Regions from separate parts of the Mus musculus genome. Here region 2 is linked to region 1. A link is a loop called in an ENCODE intact Hi-C map of the cell type or tissue named here. Cell type or tissue: heart. All regions are shown on one strand. Links, peaks and the distances in the headings refer to the core of each region. The heading gives the core; the rest is flanking DNA. Region 1 overlaps Ccdc180 (coiled-coil domain containing 180). Region 2 overlaps Tdrd7 (tudor domain containing 7).

Evidence for each region. Hi-C counts contacts between places; a loop is a spot of excess contacts. Peaks named below come from ENCODE experiments on the same cell type or tissue, not always from the same donor. Only the 100,000 strongest peaks of a DNase experiment are listed, where the experiment ranks them.
Region 2: a loop joins it to region 1, with 2.7 times the contacts of the local background. A loop is called at or near these places in 4 of 42 quality-filtered maps.

What each region holds. Positions count from the first base shown.
Region 1 is chr4:45,938,418-45,946,743 of GRCm38, forward strand. Ccdc180 (coiled-coil domain containing 180) reads left to right here. Exons shown (of 38, transcript NM_198660.2): 31 at 2,493-2,559; 32 at 3,366-3,507; 33 at 5,921-6,081; 34 at 6,524-6,661; 35 at 7,785-7,896. Among named protein-coding and RNA genes, the nearest start is that of Tdrd7, 30 kb to the right of the region's middle. In heart, for the core only: a CTCF peak has its summit at 3,509 (motif pointing right); a DNase peak (open chromatin) is centred at 3,534; H3K4me3 peaks cover 221 bases.
Region 2 is chr4:46,004,351-46,012,676 of GRCm38, forward strand. It overlaps Tdrd7 (tudor domain containing 7), which reads left to right. Exons shown (of 17, transcript NM_146142.2): 7 at 767-1,350; 8 at 3,105-3,291; 9 at 6,440-6,551. Among named protein-coding and RNA genes, the nearest start is that of Gm52728, 9.7 kb to the left of the region's middle. In heart, for the core only: a CTCF peak has its summit at 4,208; a DNase peak (open chromatin) is centred at 4,001; H3K27ac peaks cover 849 bases.

The DNA of each region.
Region 1 (8,326 bases), core at 323-8,322:
CCTTTGTGATTGGGTTACCTCACTCAGGATGATGCCCTCCAGGTCCATCCATTTGCCTAGGAATTTCATAAATTCATTCTTTTTAATAGCTGAGTAGTACTCCATTGTGTAAATGTACCACATTTTTTGTATCCATTCCTCTGTTGAGGGGCATCTGGGTTCTTTCCAGCTTCTGGCTATTATAAATAAGGCTGCTATGAACATAGTGGAGCATGTGTCCTTCTTACCGGTTGGGACATCTTCTGGATATATGCCCAGGAGAGGTATTGCGGGATCCTCCGGTAGTACTATGTCCAATTTTCTGAGGAATCACCAGACTGATTTTCGGAGTGGTTGTACAAGCTTGCAATCCCACCAACAATGGAGGAGTGTTCCTCTTTCTCCACATCCTCGCCAGCATCTGCTGTTACCTGAATTTTTGATCTTAGCCATTCTGACTGGTGTGAGGTGGAATCTCAGGGTTGTTTTGATTTGCATTTCCCTGATGATTAAGGATGTTGAACATTTTTTCGGGTGCTTATCAGCCATTTGGTATTCCTCAGGTGAGAATTCTTTGTTCAGCTCTGAGCCCCATTTTTAATGGGGTTATTTGATTTTCTGGAGCCCACCTTCTTGAGTTCTTTATATATATTGGATATTAGCCCCCTATCCAATTTGGAATAGGTAAAGATCCTTTCCCAATCTGTTGGTGGTCTTTTTGTCTTATTGACGGTGTCTTTTGCCTTGCAGAAGCTTTGCAATTTTATGAGGTCCCATTTATCGATTCTCGATCTTACAGCACAAGCCATTGCTGTTCTATTCAGGAATTTTTCCCCTGTACCCATATCTTCGAGGCTTTTCCCTACTTTCTCCTCTATAAGTTTCAGTGTCTCCGGTTTTATGTGGAGTTCCTTTTATTAGTAGTACTAGAGAGTGGTTGTGAATGTGGGCCCGTGTATTTCACCGCGTGTGCCACCGAGTGTGTGTGTGTGTGTGTGTGTGTGTGTGTGTGTGTATGTGTAAGTCAGAGAACAAGTTTCAGGAGTTGGTTCTTTCCTGCCTTCTTTGGCAGGGTCTCTCATCTTGTTTCTGCTGTGTCCCGTCACTTCCTCCCATCTCATGATAGGAATGCTGGGGTTATAGCCTGGCACTTCATCTGGCTTTTTGTTTCCCTACATGGGATTGTGGGATCATGGGATCAGGTCTCGGGCTTTCTCTGCAATCACTTTTACCCGGGAGCCCTCTCTCTAGCTTTGGCTTACTGTTCACAATCTCTCTCTCTCTCTCTCTCTCTCTCTCTCTCTCTCTCTCTCTCTCTCTCTCTTCCTCAAATTGTTATTGTTTTTAGACAAGATTTCAGTAGTTCAAGCTGGCCTGGAACCCAAAGGTAGCCACAGCTGACCTTGACCTTGTAGTCTCATACTCCTGTCTTTGCCTCCTGCTGGAATTATAGGTGTGGTCTATCACGACCAGTTTGTTCTTTTCTCAGTGAGTACAGGGGACCAACCAGTGCAGGGGCCACCAGGCCACCAGGGCCTCTGATGAATACCACTCCTGTCTTAGTGTTTTACTTCTGTGAACAGACACCATGACCAAGGCAACTCTTATAAGGACAACATTAATTGGGGCTGGCTTATAGGTTCAGAGGTTCAGTCCATTATCATCAAGGCAGGAGCATGGCAGCATCCAGGCAGGCATGGTGCAGGAGGAGCTGAGAGTTCTACATCTTCATCTGAAGGCAAACAGAAGAAGACTGGCTCCCAGGCAGCCAGGAGGAATGTCCCTCAAAGCCAGCCCTCCACCCCCAGTGACACACTTCCTCCAACAAGGCCACACCTCCTAATAGTGCTGCTCCTGGGCCAAGCATATTCAACGTCACTCTATATCCAGGGTTAGAACTTGGGCACACTAAGATGCTTCCACCAAGTTGATTGGTGCAGATAGGCACTCATAAGTGGGGACTGTGTGTGGTCGAGAGCTCCATGGAGCAGGCACTCAGGGGAAACGTGTTCATCTTTACAGAAGCAAGAAGGAAGTGTTTGATTAGCTACTGTGCAAAATCCCTAGTTAGAGGTCCACTAGCTATTTCTGATTAGTTAAGGTTAAGTTTCATTTTTGTAGCCATCCACACATTCTGACCTCATGCAGGAAACTCCGGGACCAGACATATGTCTGTCTTATAATCTCCCAATCAGTGTCTTAAGTCCTTGGTAGATTTTACAGTCTGCTAAAAGAGACAGAGAGATTAATCAGCCAGTCAAACCAATCAATCCCCAAACCGCCGATCAGAGTGCGTCAGATGAGCTGAGTATCAGAATCAGGCAGAGTTAGGAACTGAGGAAGAAAAGGAACAAAGGATAAATGAGGATTGTGCTGTTCAAAGGGCAGTATTCCATAGTTACGATGAGTGACAGGGTTAGAATTGAACACTTCACATACTCTGTTGCTTGGTTTTGTCTACCTCGGTGCATGCAGAAGAGATGACTCACAGATCTGCCTTGTTGGTGTTGCAGGGATTTTAAAGGCATCATCCTGAATCTCCTGTGGGAGAGCAATGAGCACCTGATGGTCGTGGTGGAGGTGAGAGCCACTGCCCTCAGGCCCTGGCCTATCCTGGAAGCCCCCTCCAGCCCTCTCCACCCCTACCCCCATGCAGTCTGTTGAGCAGGCCACTCTACGATTCCAGTTCAGGACCTTGAACCTGTTGTCTGTTTGATTTGTTATTTTTGTTTTGTTTTTAACTTTTTCTCCTCTTGGTTTGTTTGTTTGTCTATTTATTTATTTATTTATTTATTTTGGTTTTTTCGAGACAGGGTTTCTCTGCGTAGCCCTGGCTGTCCTGGAACTCACTTTGTAGACCAGGCTGGCCTTGAACTCAGAAATCTGCCTGCCTCTGCCTCCCAAGTGCTGGGATTAAAGGCATGCGCCACCACTGCCCAGCTTAACTTTCCCTCTTGCACACTAAACATCGTTCATCAGTGTGGCATTTATTCATTTACTTAAGCTGCCAGCAAACATTCTTGGACAAAGTTTGTGTGTCAGTTAAAGAATATGCCAAGAGGAACAAACCCAACCTTGCCCCCAAGGGCCCCCACGGGCTGGGTTCTGCCAGGCAGGGCTCATCTGTCTTTGTGGTCACATCCTGTTGCTTTCTAGTGAACACACAGCGTTGTTCCAGTTTGAAACGCTATGGACTCGGGTCTCTAGAGTTAGGTAGGGGTTTGCTATCCACTCATTCAGGAATTCAACGTAATCTGTTTGTAGCCACGCTAGGTGGGCCTAGCACACAGAGAAGGTCACGCCAGCAGAGGGCGAGTACATAAAGACTCAGAGGTGTGGATCAGGATAGACCAATGGGGCCACACATGGTCACCTCTCTCTGGCAGGATTTTTACCGTAAAGAGAAACGCCCAGTCACAAGGCCTGAATGCATGTATGAGAGCTTTGACCAGTGCGCCGACCACATCAGCAGGAAGATCCTAGAATATCACCGTCAGGCGGACGAGTACCACAACTCCTGCCTTCTGGGTAAGTGCAGTTATGCCGGGAGGCCAGCAGAGGGAGCATTGGAGTAGTTATGGCGGGGAACCCAGGGTGGGCCTGAGCCCACCTTCCCCTCTGACTCAGAGGAGTCAGGAATAGCCCTGTAAAAAGTCAACCTCTTGGAGTTAAGAGAACGCCACTGTTAACTTTAAGTGAGTTGAAAAGAAAGAAAGAAAGAAAGAAAGAAAGAAAGAAAGAAAGAAAGAAAGAAAGAAAGAAAGAGAGAAAGAAAAGAAAGGAAGGAAGGAAGAAAGAAAAAAAGAAAAGAAAAGAAAAGAAAGAAAGAAAGAAAGAAAGAAAGGAAAGAAGGAAGGAAGGAAGGAAGGAAGGAAAGGAAAGAAAGAAAAGAAAGAAAGAGAGAGAGAGAAAGAAAAGAAAGGAAGGAAGGAAAAAAGGAAGGAAGGAAAGAAAGAAAAGAAAGAAAGAAAGAAAGGAAGGAAGGAAGGAAGGAAGAAAGGAAAGAAGGAAGGAAGGAAAGAAAGAAAAGAAAGAAAGAAAGAAAAGAAACAAGGAAAAAGGCTAGAGTTTCATTGTTTTTTCAGGAACATTGTTGGTTTTCCACTTTGTTTCTGTTCACCCATGAAGTGTATGTTCAGTGGCTTTCAGTTCATTTCTAGAGTTGGAGGACTGTCATTGCTGTCAATGTTAACCCCCATCAACCTATCCCCTCCCAGACCCAAGCAGCTGTCTGTAATTCCTTGAGAATGGATTCGTGTGGCCCTTTCTGACTGTCTTCTTTAGTTTTATGGAATGTTTTGAGGCATGCTGTGGGTTGTTTGATACCTCTGGGCATATCGATCTCACTTTCTTGATCTCTACAGTATGATTTCAGAGGTAGCAGGGGGAGGTATGTCGGAGATGGGGGGATCAGGAGGCACCCAGACCTGGGGTCAAAACTCAGGCCTGTTATCTGCCAGCTGTGCAACTTTGGCAAGGTGATTCTACCTCTCTGAGCCTCCGTTTTCTTGTCTGTAAGCCAAGGAAGGCTTCTTTGGTGATTAACCCCTCACAGAGAATGACCGGACATAGCCCGTGACTGTAGAATAGGTAAAATCCAAGCCATAGACTACATCTTCCAGCAAGCTCTGAGGGAGCCCAATCTCTATGGTTATCCCCGAAGTAAAGGCACTGAGGCCAGGTGTTCTTGGGAAGTACCATGGACTGTGTTCCTCTTGTAGATGTCTAATCTGCTGGTGGAAACTTCTGTCCCCTTTTTTGCAGCAGCCCAGCACCCTCTCTGTATCCTATTGAGGACATAGAAATCATCAGATTTTTGGTATAAAGTATGGTATTTGGGGCATACAATATTTTAAAGTGTTGTAAGTATGAGACACACAAAAGCCAAAAATCAAATGGGAATAGGAACTATGATAAACAGAGCAGAGACCCCGACTGCTGCCTGACACCCATGGGACCCGGAGCCTCCTCTTCCATAGTCAGGGCATTGGGAATAGGAGACACATGCCAAGACCATCCAGTGTGGGATGTTCCGAGTGAAGCTGAGACTACACAGGGCTCTCCCTGCCTTTGCCTCCGCCCTCAAGCTCCCACAGATGAAGTTCCCAAAGTTCTCCCTGTGATTGCAAAGCACTCGGAGCCAGAGGCACAGAACAAGAAGATCTCAGACCCCGAAGGAACACCAGAGACAGCTAGTTGTGCGTGGTAGTACACAGTTTTGATTCCAGCACCGGGAAGGCAGGGTTTCAAAGTCAAGGCTAGCCTGGGCTACACAGTAAGACTGGAGGAAGAATTTTAAAAGAGGTAGAAGGGGATGGAGGGGGAAGAGCAGGAGAGAGGAAGTGGGAGGGGTCAGGAGTGAAACACCAGGCACAGGATACAAGATGATGCGCTTGTAGCGAGAGGAAAGAGGACATTGGAAACGCAAGGATGAAGATCCTACAAAAATGACAGATTTGATACCAAAGAGAACGAAGTAGAACTTCTAAAAAGGAAACATCAAGAGCTGACAACTTAAAATGATGAATGGGTGTTCGCCCAGGTGATGCGTAGCTGAATGTGGAGTTAGTGAGCTGGAGGGCAGATGCAGAGGGGAACTATCCAGCAAGACAGGGAGATGAAGACCTGAGAAGTAAAGAGTCAGGCGTGAAAGAGTAGGTCTCAGCACGTGTCATCCGGAGGTGCAGGAGAGGGAGACAAGGTCAAGGCAGTGCCTGAAGAGGTCATAGATGGGAACTTGCCCATGACGATACACACAACACATTTTAAGCACACAGAGAATCCCTCTGAATTTCCTATCTTGGCCTGCCTGCGGAGCTCCTTTGGTTGGAATAGGTCTTATCCCACCAGAGACCCATGTTTTCTCCCTTTGTTAGAGACATGGCCGCAGCAACTTCCATCTCCCCTGTCCATCCCTGATCCCTCCCCTCGATTCCTGCAGAGTTGCGTGCCCAGGTGAGGAGGTTTGAGGAGCTGCTGCCCCAGGTGTGCTGGCTGGTGACGGAGAACTACAAGGAACAGCACTGGGGCAAGTTTTGCGCATCTCTGAAGGAGGTCCAGGAGCAGTTTGAGCAGCAGCAGAAGCAGCTAGAGCTGGAGAAGGTGAAGGTCACAGGGCCAGGGGTGCAGGGAGTTGAGATTGGAGACAGGTCACGAGCAAGGCTGCTGGGGACAGGGATGCTGGCAAATTCGTAGCTAAGCCAACACTCATCGGCAGAAGGCACTCCCCAAACTCTGGGCCGTATGTGAAATCTTTGATAGGGCCTCGGTCATTGATATCAACAACAGTTGGACCGTTTTCCTTGGTGCGGTGGGATATGATTGGTGCTGTTTATTGTCTAAAGGTCCAGATGGTGCTGGAGCAGGTACTCAGCTCCCCTGCTTTCCAACCCTCTGAGTACCAACCACACTCCTACCTTCCCACACTCAGATCACACTCATAGGACATACCTGTCTGCATGTGGCCCTAGCTGACAGACGACATCCGTCCTGATTTCAAGTCTGGGTCGAAATCTCTGCTCATTTCTGCCTTGTTTGATTGAAGGATGAAAATGCTCGGAAGCTCCATCCAAATCTTGGCCACCCCACATACATCAGTCAAATGGAGTCACTACAAATGGCGGAGGAGCTGAGGCAGCAGGAGCTGAACCGGATGATCCACGAGAACCAGGAGAAGATGGAGGTGAGGGTTGCCATTCGGTCTCCACCCCAGGTGCTCAGGGCCATGCCGCCCTTCAGAGAGCTAGGCCTGATGGTTAGTACCCGATCGTGTGTTTGTTTGAGACAGGGACTCTCTCTATAAGTCCTGGCCGTCCTAGAACTTGCCAAGTAGACCAGGCTGGCCTAGAACTCACAGAGTGCCTCCCAAGTGCTAGGATTAAAGGCAAGGGACACCACACTTGGCCGTACTTTGATTTTAAATTATTTACAAAAACTAGTAATGACTGTTTTCTTCAAGATCCATACCTACTTTTATTTTCTGTTTGGTGAGTTCTCTGTGTTTGTACCTTGGCCATTTCTGAAGTGTGTGGGTATGTGTTCGTGTGTGTGTGAGTTCACGTGTGTGTGTGTGTTCACGTGTGTGTGTTCGTGTGTGTGTTCACATATGTGTGTGTGGTGTGTGTTCGTGTGTGTGTGTTCACATGTGTGTGTGGTGTGTGTGTTCACATATGTGTGTGTGTTCATATGTGTGTGTGTGTTCATGTGTGTGTTTGTGTGTGTGTTCACATATGTGTGTGTGTGTGGTGTGTGTGTGTTTGTGTGTGTGTTCATGTGTGTGTGTTCGTGTGTGTGTGTGTGTGTGTGTGTGTGTGTGTGTATGGTAGGGGGACATCCATGTGAACACATGCATGTCCATATGGAAGGCTGATGTCAGTGGAGGGTGTTGTTCTTCAAGAACAGTCACCCTGCTTTATGAGACAAGGTCTCTCACTAAACCTGGACTCTAGACTAGGCCAGAGAGCCGCAGGAACCCTGTCTCTGCTTCCCCAGTGCTGGGATTTGTGGGGGCACATACCATCGTACCCAGCTCTTTTTGTGAGTGTGGGAATTGAACTCAGGTTTTCATGCTTTGATGGCGAGTACTTAACCCACTGGGATGTTTCTCTAACTCCTCCGAATCCTTTCTTAGTTTCAAACCAGATCAGATGTTGGGAGAGATCTCTGGGCTCCAAGGACCAGTGCAGCTGTTCACACGATGTTGGGGTTGCCTCACCCGTTGGCTCTCCCTGGAGTCGTTCTACCCACCTCCTGCTAGCCTGGTAGTGGCTTGTTTCTGAAGTCCATTTTCACTCTGTTTCTTCCAGGAATTTGCCAAGAAGTATGCCCGCTTCTTCATATCAAATTTGGCCTCCTTCACAGAGAGGTTTCTGATGCAGCTGGATGAAGTGATTACCATAGATGACATCCAGGTCCCACGTACGTGGCACATCAGCCTCAGGCCGTGGCCCTAAGGGGTCACAAGGCGTACGGGGGTTGGGGCTTAGGGGTGTCTGCTGTCCCTCAGTCAGGGTGAAAGCATTTTCTTCAGTGAGCGGTGTTCTGGCCCCAGAATGATGTACAATAGCCACACTCATAGCTTTGAGTATATACCAAGCCAAAGTAGCAAGGTAAATAGCAGCTTGCAGGTAGTTCAATAGACAGATAGCAAAACATCATCACACAGAGCTCAAAACATCCAGCTGGGGAAGCCCCACTGAGGCACTCATCTGGAGCTTCTGATGGGTGATCCTGGACAGGGCAGGGCATCTCCTCAGCTGAGGCTTCCGTTACCAAACTTGGAAGTTACAATCTGTTCCCCCAAGTCAGATCTTGCCTCCTGTCCTCAGTCAGCCACTAAACTAAGTGA
Region 2 (8,326 bases), core at 184-8,183, 66 kb after region 1:
GCACACCTAATCCCATAGGATGTTCACTGTGAAATGACTCTGCTGATTGGTCAGCCATTTAAGCTGTGAAAGTCAGTCTTAGCTCATAAGTATAAAGTGCAGAGGGCCAGTCCTCTTCTGTCAGTAGAAAGGCTTAGCAATGGAGGACAGCAGTGTCACCAGTTCTCCGGATCCTCTCAGGCATGTACAGTCGGAGACTGGTTGCCATCTGATGCGAGGTATTTTCCCCACTAGCTCGTTAAGATGGCAGTGTTTTCGGTTATGTGTGTGCTGTGGTGATTGCTCACACTGCTTTACCTCTGGGGCATCATTTCTGAAGATTCCCACACTGAAAGCTGTGAGTTTCTCAGGACGCTGTAGGAAGGAAGGTAGCACCCCTATTCCTACCTGTGCGTAACTATTCCACCGTTCCTCTCCGTGGTGTGTGTGTTCCTGACATAGAGAGCTTCATCTCACCCTGGGTCCCGTGTATTTTGCAAACTTCGCTCTGGATTTAGCAGAGAAACATTGACAGGGCAGAAGCCTCATGATCCCCTGGGCTCTATCTTAACTATCTTCTGAGTGCCTTTTCTTCCCTGATTGTCTCTGGACTCTTGCTCATGGCATCTGTCAGGTGATGCATCTTTGTAGTTAAGAAGAATAACATGTACACTTTTTCACATTATGAAATTAAAAACAGTCCTCTGTCAAATGTAAAATAATTTGTGTTTTTAAGGTTTTCTTACCCACTGAAATGTTTGTCATTGGCTCTCTTTAAATATTTCAGGTGGAAAAACCTTGTGGTGGTGGTCAAGATTCACTTCTTTATCCTGCCAGGAGAGAGCAGCCCCTGAAAAGTGACCAGGACCCTGAGAAGGAGCTCCCACCTCCACCTCCTGCTCCCAAGCAGGAGGTTCCATCCCAAGGGAGCCCAGCAGTGATGCCAGATGTCAAGGAGAAAGTGGCAGAACTGCTGGGCAAGTACTCAAGTGGCCTTTGGGCAAGTGCGCTCCCCAAAGCATTTGAGGACATGTACAAAGTCAAGTTCCCTGAGGATGCCTTAAAAAATCTCGCCTCGCTCTCTGATGTGTGCACCATAAACTACATTTCTGGAAACACCCAGAAGGCAATTCTCTATGCGAAACTCCCATTGCCCACTGACAAGATCTTAAAGGATGAAGGGCAGGCACAAGGAGATTTTGACATCAAGTCGATGATTGAACAAGAGTATTTGCAGATAGAAAAAAACATGGCTGAAAGTGCTGATGAGTTTCTGGAGGACATAACTGTGCCGCCTCTGGTAATTCCTACCGAGGCCTCACCGTCTGTGTTGGTGGTTGAGCTGAGCAACACAAATGATGTGGTTATCAGGCAAGTTGGCATTTCTAGTTGTTCCGAGCTGTGCAGTGTTGTCACATGACCACTCCTGGCATGGATGCTGTGGAGGGAAGGAAGAGCAGCATCCTCAGGAGTCACAGTGAAGTGCAGGAGTGTGCTCACGTTTGTAAAAGGCCCAGCGTCCTTAGGAGAAATGATGGTTAATAGTTTTAAATGGGAATGATAATATGAACTTGGTAAAAGTTGTGTCATAAGCATCATGGCAACTGTGTCAGAAACATCAGCCTGGCCCCTTCAGGCCAGGTGATGCCGTCAGATCTAGGACTGTTGTGGCAGCCCTAAAAGGTCAGGGTAGCGAATTTCATCATACACTCAGATTAGCCAGTGGACCTAGAGCTGCCCTGCTGCCCTGAGCTTTTGGATGCCATTCTAAGAGATGTGTAGCTGTCACTGATGTGGCTAATGACAGCCTGAATTGACACTGAAGCACTGGATTACCATCCAGTGTGGAGCTGTGGCTGGGGAGAGGGAGAGAACATTGAAACAGAAAGCATCCAGGACCCTTCACCCCAAATGGCCCTCTGGTTTGTGCAGCCCAAGACCTATAGATAAACTAGAAAAGCACAGAGAATACCCAAACTAGATCCTTCCAGAAGGAAGAGCTTGAGAGCATTAAAGCAAGTGGTGGCCCAGCTGACACTATGAAGCCTGCCTAGTCTCCTGCTCTGCCACTAAGAAGGATCTTTAGAGGGACTTTGGCTTACATGGGGTTTTAGATGCAGCTTTGTATCGGTCACATACTGAGGATGGTCTGTGCAGATTCTCGGTCCCTGTGCTCAGGTAATTTGGAGACAGTGTATGAGCCTATACTGGGTACTGCCCACACTCACCTAGCTGTAGCACCAGCCCTTGTCCTCACTTGTGAGTGGAGCCATCCTTCTCTACTGGCTGCTGCAACTCCTGGATGCCTCTCCACATTTACTCAGTTGTCACCTAAGTTCAAGCCCCCGAGCCCCATGTCTCAAAGACTGGAACCCAATGCAAGACTGACTCCAGCCTCTCCTGAACACTTGCAACACACAGCAAATGTAGACGATGGATCTTGACAAAGTCTAACCCATTCAGGGATGAAGACTACACATCTTAAATTAGCTAGTTTCCAAAGAGTCATTCTTTGCATTGTGTGTGAAATGTCTTTGTAGCTTCCCTTTCTCTCTAGTAACAGGTAGGTTGGCTGGGCCATCTTCTGTCCTGCAGATAGTTACCAAGACCATGTGGAGCAATTTCTTAGAGTTTTCTCAAATCACCAGAGGCTCTGGGTAAAAACTGGAGAAATATAAGGACAAGGGCTCCTCTGCCTCCTCCCTCACCTTGGCCAGGTGATTTGAGGTCTCTTCGAGCTGCAAGCTTCATCCTGTAGCAGAAGTGTTGTCATTTCATGAGATGCAGCCTCACCAGGGTAAAGCCATCTGCCAGATCAAAGCAGCCTCATTCAAACCTGGAAGGGCTTATGGGAGCCCCTGTGGTGTTTCCACACACCTTCCATCTCCTGTCCTGGGCTCTCTTGCACCCTGCTTCTTCCTGGGGCCTCCAATGCCTGCTTCTCCTCTGCTGTTCTCAGGGCTGTCACACATCGTCACACTGGGCAGTGGGCGCCATAGTCCTATCTCCCTGTACTGAGAATGATGTTCCCTGAGCACAGTTCCTTCCCCTGCTGGGGTGAGCAGCTGTGAGCCTGGAACCCTGGGGTTTACTCACCCTGACTGTTGCTCCTCTCACCATTACAGGTATGTAGGCAAAGACTACTCAGCTGCTCAGGAACTGATGGAGGATGAGATGAAGGAGTTTTACAGTAAGAACCCCAGAGTCACACCGATCCAGACTGTGCACGTGGGGCAGCTGCTGGCAGTCAATGCAGAGGAGGATGCCTGGTTGCGAGCACAGATCATTTCCACGGATGAGAACAAGATAAAGGCAAGCTCAGTTTTGTTAGCATGAGGTAGATACGTTACAAGTTTTCAGATGTGATTGTTGTTTATTGTTCTTTCAAATCCAGTGTGACTTTCACCAGAAATTCCAAGTAGTGCCTGTGAAAGACTATCCCTTGTTAGCTCTTATACCAGTGGTAGTTATGATATCTCAGTTTCTTAAAGTCACAGAGTAAATGAAGTTCTCTGTGAGGGGCAGACTCAGATCTTATCAGAAGGGTGTTTCCCCACTCCTGGCACTGAGCAGCTCCATAAGCAGCTTCAAGCAGGCCTTCTCTGAAGAAGCAGCCACAGCAGAGAGCTGCCATTCTTCCTCCCTGTCTTAGCCTGAGCTGGGCTCATGCATCAGCAGGCTTTAGTACTTTGGGCAGCATCCTGTCTTGGTGATCAGCCTCTGCCCCTTTGCGTTGTACCTTCCATGAGGAGCCCAAGGATCAAGACTCCGTCCACAGGCTCAGTTTCCTTGAGAATTGTGTCCTTTTAAGCCTTAGAGCTCCCCAGACAGGGAGAAAAGTTGCTGAGCCATGGTGGGCTGCTGGCTTGGTGGCCACCTGAATATGTCACTTCTCCCTTTTTGCAAGCATGCTGTGAGTGACAGTCCTGTGTCCGGTGTCTCCCAGGCAGAGGACTGCTGCTTTTTGACATGGAGGCAAAGGAGCATAGGCCAATCACCAGGACAGGATGTGGCCGGAAGTCTTGGGGCCTACAGATGGGGCAGGACCTAAGAGGATTGAGAGTAACTCTGGGCGCAGTCCAACTCAAGCTAAGACAATGAGAGGAAGAACAGTAGCTCTCTGCTGAGACTGCTTCCTCAGGGAAGGCCTGCTTGAAGCTGCTCAAGTCTTCTTAGTCTCTTATGATATCCCTGGCAGCTAGGAGAAGTGTACAGGCACTCAGGTGGCACAGAGACCTGTGGTCACTTGATGGTGCCAGAGAACCAGAAATGGAAGCCCCAAGTGCCTGCTCACTGATTGCTATGGCAGCCTGAGATGCTTGCTCTGCTCTCCTGTAGCAAGGCACACGGGGTGAGGTGGCTGAGGCATACGGGCACATCCAAGGATGAGGGGTTTGTGAATTGTGATTGTCATATGTGTTATTAGCTGGGCCTGGTGCTGCAGCTCTGTAATCCAGCTACTTGGGAGGCAGAGGCAGGAGAAGCACAATTTCAAGGCCAACTTAGGCAACAACTTAGTAGGAACCTGTCTTAGAAAGTTACAGGATGTAGCTCAGTGGTTAAAGCACTTGTCTAGCATACATTAGGCCTTACGTCCAACCTCCAGTACCACAGAAGAAACAAAAATTTACCACTACTACCATAGCAATAGATGCAGCAGGCAAGTCAGTAAAGAAGTCAGCTGCAGACATAAACCCTGTGAAGACTTCGGAGTGGTCCTGCCGTAGCCTCTTGCTGGGCTAACAGTACAGCTTCACCTGCTCTGGAGTCTGGGTCTCACACTGCTTCTCATCATCAGCATATATAACATGGGTCCAGGAGGAGCACATCCAAGATTCAGGTGTAGACTGCTGTTCATGAAATTGAAACGTTTGCCTGAGTCTTGAGGCTTGTGAGAGGGGAAGAAATTGTGTGGACATGATGGACTAGAACTTTGGCATGGCCAGTGGTCTGGGTCCAGGCAGCAGAGAGTCCAGTATTGTTTCCTAAGGTGAGTCTTTGCCTCAGCAACCAGGCACACTCACCACATAGTCAGGGGAGTTGGAGGGCTCTCTGCCTTTCTTCTTCCTCAGACTCTGCCATGGAGGAATTGATCTTTATTTCCTGCTGGTGCCTGTGTCTTATTTTCTTCAAAAGACACAGGGACCTGTCTCTGTTGACTGGTATTTTCCAGGCAGTACTGCCTGCCTTTTGTTATTTGCTTTGTATTTTAGGTTTCCAATAGTACCAGATTCTTAGTTACTCTAAATCTAGGATAATAAAACGTAATGTTTCTAGTTGCCAAGAAAAAAAAAAAGCTTTCATAGCTTGGGAGACAGGCAGGCAGATCTCCAACCTGGCCTACATAAAGAGTCCCAGGCAAGGCAGGACTGCATAGTGAGCCCTTGTTAAAGAGAGGTGGGAGATTTTGTGGTCTTTAGGTCTTGGTGTGCTGCAAAAGTCATCTCTGTGTTAATGGTATGTGTTCAAGTCTCATTTCTGTAGCTATACTAAAGTATCCTGAGAAGAGGCGACTCAGGAGAAAGGGCTTACTCAGGATGCAGTTCTTCACTACATGAGATTTAAGTCTGGAACTAAGAGCAGTCAGTCCCATCTGCAGCAAGAGCAGGGAGAAACGAATGCACCCGTGCTTGGTGCTCAGTTTACTATACAGTCCTCTACTATATAGTCCAGGGCCCCAAACCAGGACATGTTGTTGCCCACTTTGAGCCTAGGTCTTCCTGTATTAATTGAGACTGTTAAGCTAGTCCTCCACAGATATTATACAGCTGTAGCACTGATGCTGATCTAAACTCACTGAGACTTCCCAGATGATTCTGGGTTATGTCCAGCTAACAGACTAAGAGTTAAGAGTATACCTGGGAGCTGGGGCCTCGGCCAAACTGAATGAAGATATAATCTAGCTTTGTGAACTTGAAGAAAAAATTTGGTTTCTCCCCTTTTTTAAAAAATAGAATTGTATGTTGTCCAGACTGATGTCACTGTTGTCCCTGACCAAAGCATCTCATCCCCTAGTACCACAGTGGCCAAGAGAGCAGGCTGTCATAGGTGCTGTTTTGGGGTTCTAACATCTGGCCAGTATCACAGGACTGATGAGCTCCTGGAAACAGCTGCTGTCCCTCAGAACAAGGAAGACTCCTAGCAGGAAGGATAAAGACAGGGAGAGGCCAGACAGCAGCAGAGGTGACCTTGGCAAGGCCCCAGAGCCTATTCTGCCTTGGTCTTATTATTCTGGTTGACTAAGGGGTAAGGTAGCAGACAAGGGCCTGAAATATGGGACCCTGAGGCCCAGCCTTTTGTCATCTGGGGTGCATCGGGGAGCCTTTTCTTTAGCTGTGGGAGAGCTGAGATGCCGCGTGATGACTATGGAATAAGACAGATCCAGTTGGATATATTAAGGTCTTAAACTAAGGCTAAGGACTTTTGAGTGTAGATGTGATAGGCTTTGCTCTCCCCTTAGGTGTGCTATGTTGACTATGGCTTTTGTGAAAACATTGAGAAGAGTAAAGCGTACAGACTGAACCCACGGTTCTGCTCGCTTTCCTTTCAAGCCACCAAGTGCAAGCTGGCAGGTAAGGGGCCGTCTTAGAAATCCTTTCAACACTGTACTCTTCGCTGTTGAATTTGGAAATGCTCTTGGTGCCTCAAGTGTTACACTTTCTTTCCCTCTGCCCTTCCGTTTGTTTGTTTGTTTGTTTGTTAGTTTTGTTAGTTGCTTTAGGTGAAGTCATACTATGTAGACCAGACTGGCCTTGAACTTAAACTCCTCCTACCTCACTTCCTCAGTGCTGACTTCCAGGTGTGGGCTGTCACACCCAGCTCATAATGTGTTTTTCTTGAAAGTTCTGTGAATAAATTCACACAATGTTCTTAATAAGATGTAGTAATAATGAAAGTGTTTATTGTCACATTGATTATGTAAAACATAGCTCATTTTATTGTATTGTAAAAAGTTTATCTAGCCATTTGAATGGCTTAAGTTTATTTTGTTTTGTTGTAGTAAGAGCCTAAATGACTCTGTAGCATGGGATTCACCCTGCTAGGTCCTGTCACTTCAGAGATAGGACCCTCAGCCTTCTCCACGGAAACAGGTGTGCAGATACACTCTGGTAGCAAACCCTTGTGCACCCAGACGAGCTGCGCTGTGGGTTGTCTGGTTCTTGTGCCTTTCCTCTTTACAGAAGCATGGGAATTTGTCCTTGTGCATGGCAGTAGGGGGAAGCTAACAGCGGGCCTGTGAGATGGATGGAAAGAGGCTTACACTTAACTCTAAAGGGATCACACTTTTTCTAAATTTTATGTATACACACACACACACACACACACAATGTATGTATGCCCATGAATACATGCTCCTGTGGAGATCAGAGGCATCAGATACTCTGTAGCTGGAGTTTCAGGTGGTTGTGAGCCTCCTAAAGTGGGTTCTAGGAAGCAAACTCAGGTCCCCTGGAAGGGTGGAGAACATTGGTAACCACTAAGCCATCTCTCTAGCCCTGAGATCGTTACATGAAAATGAGCCCTCTGCAGAAATTCCCCTTAAGCTGAGTATGGCAACCCACACCTGTGATGTGTCAGCATTTAAGAATAGAAGATGACAAATTGGAGGCCAGCCTGGGCTACATAGTCAGTTCCAGGTCAATGTGGGCTTATAGAATGAGACCTTGTCTCAATGAATGAAAGGGGGGGGGAGGAGAGGAGAGGGAGGGGAATTGAGCGGAGGGAGACAGACAGAGAGACAGAGACAGAGACAGAGACAGAGACTAGTGTCCCCACCAGCAAGAGTGAATCTTTGTCTCTGAAGGGCCTGACTCTGAAATAAGCCCAACGAGCTCTTAAGAGCCAATCATAGATTGTGGAATTGGTTTGAAAGGAATATATCACAATTGCAGAACAGGAGTCCAGATGCTGAGGTAAAAGGTACGAGCAGAGTCCCAGCACTAATCTTGAGAATGGACAGGGCAGAGGTCTGCCTTATAGCTTACACTCAAAGAGAAAAGTAGACAGAGGCACTGAAGTCCCATACAGAAATGGTGTTCTCATTTTAATTAGCTTAGTAGATGGACTTAAGAGTTGCCATATGTGTAAAATATTGAATTCCAATTGTCAGAGAACTGAAAGAGATTAATAATACTGCGCCTGAGCCTGTGGTGGCTGAAGCATCAGTCTCTTGATGAATCTATCTGTGGTGTCCTCAGGGTCAGGGGTAAATAGGAGGAGAAGGCGGAGGAGAGGGAGTGCTTCCGTTTTCAGTTATATAATAATATTATAAGGAAAAGTTGTACATGTTTAATTGAAAACAGAAAACCAGCATAGGAAAGGTATTATAAGTACATGATTTGCAAGA